Linked DNA regions of Homo sapiens: region 2 is linked to region 1. A link is a loop called in an ENCODE intact Hi-C map of the cell type or tissue named here. Cell type or tissue: PC-3. All regions are shown on one strand. Links, peaks and the distances in the headings refer to the core of each region. The heading gives the core; the rest is flanking DNA.

What was found. A loop is a pair of places that touch in the nucleus more often than their neighbours do. Peaks named below come from ENCODE experiments on the same cell type or tissue, not always from the same donor. Only the 100,000 strongest peaks of a DNase experiment are listed, where the experiment ranks them.
Region 2: it touches region 1 in a loop (4-fold over the local background); 1 of 110 quality-filtered maps calls a loop at or near these places.

The regions. Positions count from the first base shown.
Region 1 is chr10:37,786,959-37,792,340 of GRCh38, forward strand. It overlaps a transcript of ZNF248 not described here. Among named protein-coding and RNA genes, the nearest start is that of ZNF248, 68 kb to the right of the region's middle. In PC-3, for the core only: no CTCF peak of the experiment used is centred there; a DNase peak (open chromatin) is centred at 2,843; H3K4me3 peaks cover 715 bases; H3K27ac peaks cover 2,316 bases.
Region 2 is chr10:37,732,642-37,738,023 of GRCh38, forward strand. No RefSeq gene overlaps it. Among named protein-coding and RNA genes, the nearest start is that of ZNF248, 120 kb to the right of the region's middle. In PC-3, for the core only: no CTCF peak of the experiment used is centred there; DNase peaks (open chromatin) are centred at 280, 1,410 and 2,550; H3K27ac peaks cover 2,569 bases.

The sequences.
Region 1 (5,382 bases), core at 171-5,170:
TTGTAAAACTTATACTACTTGATTTTAAAGTATACTATAGGCCAGGCACTTTGGCTCATGCCTTTAATCCCAGCACTTTGGGAGGCTGAGCCAGGCAGATCACAAGGTCAGGAGATCCAGACCTTCCTGACTAACATGGTGAAACCTTGTCTCTACTAAAAATACAAAAAATTAGCCGGGCATGGTGGTACACGCCTGTAGTCCCAGCTATTCAGAAGGCTGAGGCAGGAGAATCGCCTGAACCTGGGAGGCAGAGGTTGCAGTGAGCTGAGATCACACCACTGCACTCCAGCCTGGGTGACAGAGCAAGACTCTATCTCAAAACAAAAAAAATAATAATAATAAGTAAAATACATAAATAAATAAATAAAGTATACTATAAAGTTACCAAAATCAAGACAGTGTGGCACTGGCATAAGTACGAACACATAGATAATGGAAATTAATTGAGTCCAGGAATAAACTTTTACTGCCCAGGATGCTATGTGTCACTGGTCAACTGATCTTTTTTCCTGTTTTGCTTTTGTATGTATGTTTTTCGGTTTTTGGTTTATTTATTTATTTATTTATTTTTGGTCAACTGATTTTTGACAAAAGTGCCAAGATACTTCAAGAGGAAATTAAATTTGGCATTAAAACAAATTGTATGTCCACAAATCATGTTGGGACAATTGTATATCCCCATGCCAAAAAAAAAAAATAGTAACTTAGACCTTTACCTCACACAATATATGAAAATTAAAGCAGAATGAATCAAAGACTCAGATATAAGAGCTAAAAGTATAAAATTTATAGAAGAAAATATAGAAGAAAAATCTTTGTGACCACTGGTTAGACAAAGAGTTCTTAGACAACAAAGCACAATTCATATAAAAAAAGTAAACTAGATTTCATTAAAAGTGACAGCTATTGTGATTCAAAAGATAACATTGAGACAATGAAAAGATAAGCCATATATTAGTAGAAAATATTTGCAAGTAATATTTCTGATAAGTCTCATAATTTGAATATATAAAGACTTACAACTTGGCCAGGCATGGTGGCTCAAGTCTGTAATCCCAGCACTTTGGGAGGCTGAGGCGGGCAGATCACCTGAGGTCAGGAGTTCAAGACCAGCCTGGCCAACATGGTAAAACCCCATCTCTACTAATAAAAAATTAGCCAGGTGTAGTGGTGGGTGCCTATAGTCCCAGCTACTCAGGAGGCTGAGGCAGGAGAATCGCTTGAACCCAGGAGGTGGAGGTTGCAGTGAGCCAAGATCGTGCCGCTGCACCCTATCCTGGGCAACAGTGAGACTCCATCTTAAAAAAAAAAAAAAAAAAAGAAAACATGCAAAAGACTTGAATGAGACATTTATCAAAGAAAATATACAAATGCAAGGGCCAGACACGGTGGCTCACACCTGTAATCCCAGCACTTTGGGAGGCTGAGGCAGGTGGATCACCTGAGGTCAGGAGTTCAAGACTAACCTGGTCAACATGGTGAAACCCCATCTCTACCAAGAATACAAAAATTACCCAGGCTTGGTGGCATGTGCCTGTAATCCTAGCTACTCAGGAGACTGAGGCAGGAGAATCACTTAAGCCTGGGAGGTGGAGGTTGCAGTGAGCCATGAAGCCACCACTGCACTCCAGCCTGGGTGATGGAACGAGACTCTGTCTCAAAAAATAAAGAAAATACACAAATGCAAACAAAGCAAACATCATTAGTCACTAGAGAAGTACAAATTAAACATACAATAAGATACCACTACATAATTACTAGAATAGTTATTATAAAAACAGACAATAACAAATGATGTTGAGGATATGGAGAAACTGGAACCCCTACAATATGGATGAAACTAAAACAATCATTTTGTTAAATAAAAGGAGTTAGACATACAAGACTAAATATTTATATGAATGTCTAGAAAGACTTTTTTTTTTTTTGAGACAGGGTCTCACTTTGTCTCCCAGGCTGGAGTGCAGTGGCACAACGTTGGCTCACTGCAACCTCTGCTTCCTGGGTTCAAGCGATTCTCCCACCTCAGCCTCCTAAGCAGCTGGGACTACAGGCACATGCCTCCATCCCCGGCTAAAGTTTACATTTTTGTTAGAGATGGGGTTTCATCATGTTGGCCAGGCTGAAAGACAATTTTATAGACACAGGGCAGATCAGTGATTGGCTGGGAGTTAGAGTGGGGACTGACAGCATATTGGCGTGAAGGAATGTTTTTGGGTGATATAAATGTAAAATTGGATTGTGGCGATGTTTGCACAACTCTTAAAATTTAATATATATCACTGAATTGTACACAGTGGATGAATGTTAAGTTACATAAATTATATCTCAAAAAAAAAAACTGCTAAAAAGCCAATGGAGACTGCTTTGAGCAAAAATGCCCTCTACAGAGTAATTTTTCAGACTCCATAAACTTATTGTTAGGTGGAGAGGGCAAACATTTCAGGAAGAGCTCAAAAGGTGTCTGCTGAATATCAGTATCAACTAAAATGGTGTTTTATGGTAATCTAGAAAGATAAGCCATTTTCAGAAGTGTCTTTTTTGATAACCCCTTCTCAGTGCTTTCAAGGGACAGGGCAATGAAGATCTTTTTCTCTCAGGCAAGGTAAAACATAATTATAGAACAACAGATAATTTATTAGCTTACTCATCCAAAAATGTACCCAAGTACACACAGCTGATGGCATTCAGCCTCTCTCTGGTACCTTTATTGTAAAAAAGTTTCTTCTCAGAAAATATGAACTCTATAACATCAGCTGTGTTGACTGAGAAGCCTAGAGGAACAGGATACTAGCCTGTATTCATCTCTTTACAGGTGACTAACACAGATAGGGGAAGGAGTTATATATTTCTCAATAAACAAATATTTGCTCTGGACTAGAACAAGGGAAAAATTCCTCCAGCTTAGTTTACTAAGAACACCTGAAGTTTTAGGACACTACTTCCACTCTAGTAGGAAGTGGATGAATGAACCACAAGCTTTATCTTTTCTTTCAATTGTACTTAAAACCTGCCTGGGGCCGGGCGCCATGGCTCATGCCTGTAATCCCAACACTTTGGGAGGCTGAGGTGGGCGGATCACAAGGTCAGGAGATCAAGACCATCCTGGCTAACACAGTGAAACCCCGTCTCTACTGAAAATACAAAAAAAAAAAAAAAATGAGACAGGCGCGGTGGCAGGTGCCTGCAGTCCCAACTACTCGGCAGGCTGAGGCAGGAGAATGGCGTGAACCCGGGAGGCGGAGCTTGCAGTGAGCCGAGATCGCGCCACTGCACTCCAGCCTGGGTGACAGAGCAAGACTCTGTGTCAAAAAAAAAAAAAAAAAAAAGTAACTAGGGCTGGGAATGGTGGCTCATGCCTGTAATCCAGCATTTTGGGAGGCTGAGGCTGGAAAATCGCTTGAGCCTGGGAGTTCAAGACCAGCCTGTGCAACATAGGGAGACGCTGTCTCTACAAAATAAAAAGTTAGGCCGGGCACAGTGGCTCACGCCTGTAATCAAGCACTTTAGGAGGCTGAGACGGGCAGATCACGAGGTCAAGAGATCGAGACCATCCTGGCCAACATGGTGAAACCCCGTTTCTACTAAAAATACCAAAATTAGCTGGGCGTAGTGGCGCACGCCTGTAGTCTCAGCTACTCGGGAGGCTGAGGCAGGAGAATCTCTTGAACCTGGGAGGCAGTGGTTGCAGTGAGCCGAGATGGCATCACTGCACTCCAGCCTGGCGACAGAGCGAGGCTCCGTCTCTAAATAAATAAATAAATAAATAAATAATTTTTTAAAAAAATAAAAATAAAAAATAAAAAAAGTTAGCCAAGTGTGAGTGTGCACTCCTGTAGCTCCAGCTACATGGGAGGCTGAGATAGGAACATTGCTTGAGGCCAGAAGGTCAAGGCTGCAGTGAGCCATGATTGAACAACTGCAGTCTGGCCTGGGCAAGAGACTGAGACCCCATTATCTTAAAAAAAAAAAAAAAAGTGTACTAGAAGTGTAGTTTAGCTCTGACATGACAACAGTCAAGTTCCCACCTTGGGGCTGAAAAATGGTCTATGTTTTTGTTTCTCTTATACTTTGTTATTTCTTTTTTTTTTTTTTTTTTTTTTTTTTTTTGAGACAGAGTCTCACTCTGTCTCCCAGGCTGTAGTGCAGTGGTGCGATCTGAACCTGCTTCCCGGGTTCACGCCATTCTCCTGCCTCAGCCTCCCAAGTAGCTGAGACTGCAGGCACCCGCCACCACGACCGGCTAATTTTTTTGTATTTTTAGTAGAGACGGGGTTTCACCATGTTAGCCAGGATGGTTTCAATCTCCTGACCTCGTGATCCACCTACCTCGGCCTCCCAAAGTGCTGGGATTACAGGTGTGAGCCACCGTGCCCGGCCTTTGTTATTTATTTCCACAATATGTTAATGGTCATTTATTATGCTAGATGTGAATACACTGATACAAAAATGTGAGTAAAGCCTTGGCAGTTTTAGCACACTATTACTTTCAGGTATATTCGTTTTCAGGTATACTCTTTTGTATGGGACTTTTTCTGTTTTTCATATACCAATTGAAGAGGTGGAGATTAGCTTCTGGCTTATCTGATGAACTTGAAATAGCCACCCCACAACAGGGAAGTGGGAGACAGATGGATTTCAGTGGGATGTCATTATGAAAAGCATATAACCTTCTCCAAATAATTAAAAGCAGCAACAAAAGACAAAAAGAAGAAAGCCATTTGAATAAAAATTAACCTTATAAATGCAATAAACATTTTAATTCCTTTAACAACAAAAGGTTGGGAGCATGTTGAAAGAACCCAGAAGCCAACCTGAAAGAGCTCTCTCAAGCAGTCTCTAAGCAGCAGTGACTACTGCAGCTATTGGCTGGTAAGAACAAAGCAAGCACAAATGGACTGAAACAGTTTATGCCTTACATAGACCACATACGCAAGATCACCATAGTGTCAGCTGCCTTTATCTCCTCTCCCACAGGATGATACCAAGAATAAAAGGGCCATAGGATGGGCAGCATGAGTAGCTGGGATACTCTCTTGCAGAAGAGCTAATTCTAGACCACAGTTAAGTGGTTTTATAGCTTGCAGATCTACCCATGGAGGAGGGTGACAAGGTACAAAGTCTCATGCCTGGGACCAGAGAGGCAGATGAGAAACTGCCTCCCACAAGATAGGGAGGTGAATGAGATGTAATTTCATGATAGCTCCTCACTACCTGCCAAGACACAGGTCAGCCTGCAGTTGAGCCTGTCCTATGTGGCCATGTATGGAGACATGTAAGACTGCCAGGGTGCCATCATGGAACTGTTTCCCTATAAACTTCCAGTGGCCAAAGCTGAAACAAACTGAGCAACAAAAGGAGTAATGTCAAGAATAAAAT
Region 2 (5,382 bases), core at 198-5,197, 54 kb before region 1:
AATTGTTCAGATAAATGATGATTTGTGTCTTTCAAGGCTCAGCTGTTAAAAAGCACCCTCTTTTCATCACTTGCTTACATTTGGTTCTGGGCCTGGAGTCCTTCAGAGGTTACTCAGAACAGTGGACTCCTGTCTCCTGTGACTAATCCAGACAGTGGCTTCCTATTTCATCCTTTATCATTTTCCAAAAGTTTGTGAAGATAATTTCTTGATGACCCATACTCTTGGTTTACTTTGCAGTTAACAATTTCATTCCTTCACTAGATTATCTGTTTGAAGCTGAGGGTTGTATGTGTTCATACTCTGGAGGGGGCAGAGGGAAACAGCTACACCCAAATGAGTTATCTTGCACTAAATGTTCATTATAAGAATGTGAATACATTCATAGATGATAAATCTGTCAGTAATGTTTACTTGCATGATTCTTAGTTGAAACTTCACTCACTGGTGATACTGTGCTGGTTGGATCATACGTGCAATTCTTATGCATTGGAATTGCATTCAAACCACCAGTGCCTACCTACTCAATTTTTGTTGCCTTTTGATTAAAAACACTTGTGAATGTTTCTGCTGCATGCAAATATGGGAACTGCAGTTTCATTCTAAGTAGAAACTCTTTGGCATTGAAATGCCATAATAAGATACACAGCTATCAGTGGGCAACAATTCACTGTTAGTTAGGAATTTACATTGGTAATTTTCATATTCTTCATTATCCAGACTTTGTGGCAAGAAAACGACATTCTTTAATTTTTTTTCTGGAAGAATTACACAATATTGCTATTATCAAACCCAACACTGTGATAAGTAGAAAAGGTCTAGAAATTAAAAACAAAAGTAGGTAATATTTTCCAACTATGGTTAAATTAATTGCAAAATAACAACCTCTTAATTGTCAATTGGGAAACAAGGTTATCATTTAGAGTGAAACAGAACATAATGCATTGCTGGCGCTAGTTACCACTAAAGCCTTTGAGCACTTTATATGTTTACAAAGACTCAGTCTACTCATGTGTCCTTCTGTAAATAATCCTACTCTACCAGCATCCCATGTAAATTTTAAAAATTATAATTCTTACCTTAGATTGTAACAAATGTTCTTCTTATTTAATTATATGTAAAGCAATCTTGTTATAAACTCACATTAGCTTGCCTCATTCCCTGTATGTTTATTATAAAATGTATGGTCCTTTTCAATATATGATAGTTTAAGGATGCATTTAATAGTTTGTTTTAGAACAAAAATAAATCTTTTATTTTATATACAGGAAAATTACAGTCAAATTCAGAGGTCAGAAAACTTCTCCCGTAAAGGGTGAAATAGTAACTATTTTCAGGTTTGCTCAGCATGTGGTCTCTGACAACTGAACTCTGAAGTCATACCAAGACAGCAGCAATAAACAATGTGTCAATGAATGAGTGGAGCTATGCTCCAATAAACTTCATTTACAAAAACAAGTGGTGGGCCAGATTTTGACTGGAGGCTGTAGTTTGCTGATCCCTGAACAATTTTTCTTGAAACAATGAAGTTGGATTGAAATTTGAAAGAATGTTGAAGCGGCATCATTCTTCTGGGGTAATACCCAACAGAGGTTCATCCTCTCACACCAGGGAAATCAGGGATGTGGACACACAAGAAGTGAGTTTGAGTGGAGGATTAATAGGCAAAAGAAAGAAAAGAGAATAGCTCTCTGTCCTCCAGAGAGAGAGGGGCACCCGAGTGTGTCTTCCAGTTTCACGGTGACATGCACAGGGTTTTATAGAAGAACTCGAGGAGGTGGTGTCTAACTTACACAGAGCTGGAGAGATTGATTGGACCAGGTGTGATGTTCGCATAGCATGCAAAGAAGCTGGCCATCCCACCCCAATCTTGTATTATGCAGATGAGGTCTTTGCCTGACTGGCACCATATTGTTCGTTCCTTACTGTACCTGTGGTTGACAAAGAAAAGGGAAGATGGAACCACTGTGTTGAACATTCATTGGCCGTGTTGAACATGCCTGGCTACCAGGTAGCCTTTTCCTATTGGCACAGCTGCTGGCATTCACCTGTGTAAGCTTATCTGTGTCTATAGCGTGATTTTACAGGGTGCTGTTTGTTAGAAAAGGAATTATTTTGGGGCTGCTTTTTATTAAAAGGAAAACCTTACTGAGGACTTCCTTACCTTCATTATCTGCCTAAATTTCTTTTTTTTTTTTTTTGAGATGGAGTCTCGCTCTGTCAACCATACTGGAGTACAGTAGCACAATCTTGGCTCACTGCAACCTCCACCTCCCGGGTTCAAGCGATTCTCCTGCCTCAGCCTCCTGAGTAGCTGGGACTACAGGCGCATACCACCATGCCTGGCTAATTTTTTTTTATTATTTTATTAGAGATGGGGTTTCACCATGTTGCCCAGGTTGATTGCGAACTCCTGAGCTCAGGCAATCCACCCACCTTGGCCTCCTAAAGTGCGGGGCTTACAGCCATGAGCCACTGCACCCAGCCAAGAGATATTCTTCTGTTTGTGGATTTCTTAGGGTTGAGTCATAGTGACTAACAAGGCTTATCAAGGACAGGGATCAGTGCTTTGGTGGCACTGGTAAAAACAAGCTTATAAAATGGCTTTCAGAATTAGCTAGCTCTCAGCTGGGCATGGTGGCTCACACCTGTAAACCCAGCACTTCAGGAAGCCAAGGCAGGTGGATCACTTGAGGTCAGGGGTTCAAGACCAGCCTGGCCAACATGGCAAAGCTCTGTGTCTACTAAAAATACAAAAATTAGGCTAGATGAGGCCGACGTGGGTGGATCACGAGGTCAGGAGTTCAAGACCAGCCTGGCCAGCATGGTGAAACCCCATCTCTACTAAAAATACAAAAATTACCCAGGCATGGTGGCTCGCACCTGTAGTCCCAGCTACTCAGGAGGGTGAAGCAGGAGAATCGCTTGAACCCAGGAGGCAGAGGTTGCAGTGAGCCAAGATCACGCCACTGCACTCCAGCCTGGGAAACAGAGTGAGACTCCGTCTCAAAAAAAAAAAAAAAAAATTAGCCAGGCATGGTGGAACGCGCCTGTAATCCCAGATACTTGGAGGCAGAGGCAGGAAAATCACTTGAACCTGGGACATGGAGGTTGCAGTGAGCTGAAATCGCACCACTGCACTCTGACCTGAGCAACAGAGTGAGACTCACTCTCAAAAACACTAAAAATTAAAAAATAAGGATGAACTTGTTCTCATGTCATTGTGACACTGGCAAACCACACTGCCCCCAGCACAGTGATATTGTTTAATTATGTGACACATTCTCTAAAATGAGGTGTTGTTAAAGAGATCTTTTAAAATTGTCTTGTATACAACTCCCCAAATATTAGGAATATAGTTCCATTGGGTGCATATGCAGTAAACATTTATTTGAAAATGTAAAAATCTAGCTAATTGGATATACATGAGTTATTAAAATAATTCAAACATTAATTTCTTTTTGAATATTTCATTTTCTTGTTTGTTCTTTGGCAATTAAACACAATCTGAAGCTCAGTTGATTCTCATTATTTGGGTTTGGAATCACCAATGTTTCAGGTGAATCATGTTAGGGCTAATTGGGGCTCTGAGAAGGGCTCATTTTCTGTGTGGAAATCATTACTTAAGAGGTGCTTGGCTGGTTTGGTCAGCTCGGGCTACCATGACAAAATACCAAAGACTGAGTGACTTCAACAACAATGTGGATTTCTCACAGTTCTGGAGGCTGAGGTCCAAGGTCAAGGCACTGGCAGATTAGGTTCCTGATGAGGGCCCCTTCCCAGTTTAGAGAGGGCACCTCCTCAGTGTGCCCTCATGGCACACTGTGTCCTCTCATGGCAGAGGGAGAGGAAGAGAGAGGGGGGTTGGGGGAGAGAGAGTGTCAGAGGGGGAGAGAGAGAGGAGGGAGAGAGAGGGGGTTGTGAGGGGAGAGAGACAGTGTCGAAGGGAGAGTGAGGGGGAGGGGGGAGAGAGTTCGAGGGGGAGGGGGGAGAGAGTTCAAGGGAGAGAGGGACAGAAAAAGAGGGAGAGTGGCAAGGGGAGAGAGTAAGAGAGACAGTGAGGGAGGTGGGAGAGAGAGGGACAGAGAGTATGAGTCAGGGCTCTACCCCCTTCCTCTTCCTTTTAGAGCAGTGATCCCACCATGAGGCCCCACCTTATGAGGTTAGCCTCATCTAACCCTCATTTTCTCCCCAAGGCCCCTCCTCTAAATACCATCACATTAGGGGTTTAGGCTTTGACATGAATTTTGGGGGGATGCAAACATTTAGTCCATGTCAAAGGCAACACTGAAGGATCATTTGACAGCTGAATTGTGTTTCCCAGGAAATCCTACTTTGAAGCCCTAACTCCTGGGACCTCAGATTATGATTGTATTTGGAGATACGGTCTTTAAAAAGATAATTAGTGTAAAATGACGCCATCTGGCTGGTCCCTAATCCATAGGGCTGATATACTGATAAGAAGAGGAGATTCAGACACAGACATACACAGGGCCAATCCTGTGAAGACGCAGGGAGAAGATGCCGTGTCAAGCCACAGGGATAGGCCTCAGGAGGAACTGAGAGGTGAGAGCATGCTGGCAGCCCTCGCTCACTCTCGGTGCCTCCTCGGCCTTGGCGCCCACTCTAGCCATGCTTGAGGAGCCCTTCAGCCTGACACTGCACTGTGGGAGCCCCTTTCTGGGCTGGCCAAGGCTGCAGCTGGCTCCCTCAGCTTGCGGGGAGGTGTGGAGGGAGAGGCACGGGTGGGAACCAGGGCTGCGCATGGTGTTTGTGGCCAGCACGAGTTCTGGGTGGGCGTGGGCTCAGCAGGCTCTGCACTTGGAGCAGCCAGCCGGCCCTGCTGGCCCCAGGGCGTGAGGGGCTTAGCACCTGGGCCAGAAGCTGCTGTGCTGGACTTCTCGTTGGGCCTTAGCTGCCTCACCACGGGGCAGGACTTGGAAACTGCAGCCTGCCATGCCTGAGCCTCCCCGCTGCATGGGCTCCTGCACAGCCCGAGCCTCCCCAACGAGCGCTGCCCCCTGCTCCAAGGTGCCCAGTGCCATCGACCACCCAAGGGCTGAGGAGTGTGGGCGCATGGTGCAGGACTGGCAGGCAGCTCCACCTGTGGCCCCCGTGCGGGATCCACTGGGTGAAGCCAGCTGGGCTTCTGAGTCTGGTGGGGACTTGGAGATCCTTTATGTCTAGCTAAGGGATTGTGAATACACCCATCGACACTCTGTATCTAGCTACTCTGGTGGGGACTTGGAGAACCTTTATGTCTAGCTAAGGGATTGTAAATACACCAATTGGCACTCTGTATCTAGCTCAAGGTTTGTAAACACACCAATCAGCACCCTGTGTCTAGCTCAGGGTTTACGAATGCACCAATGGACACTCTGT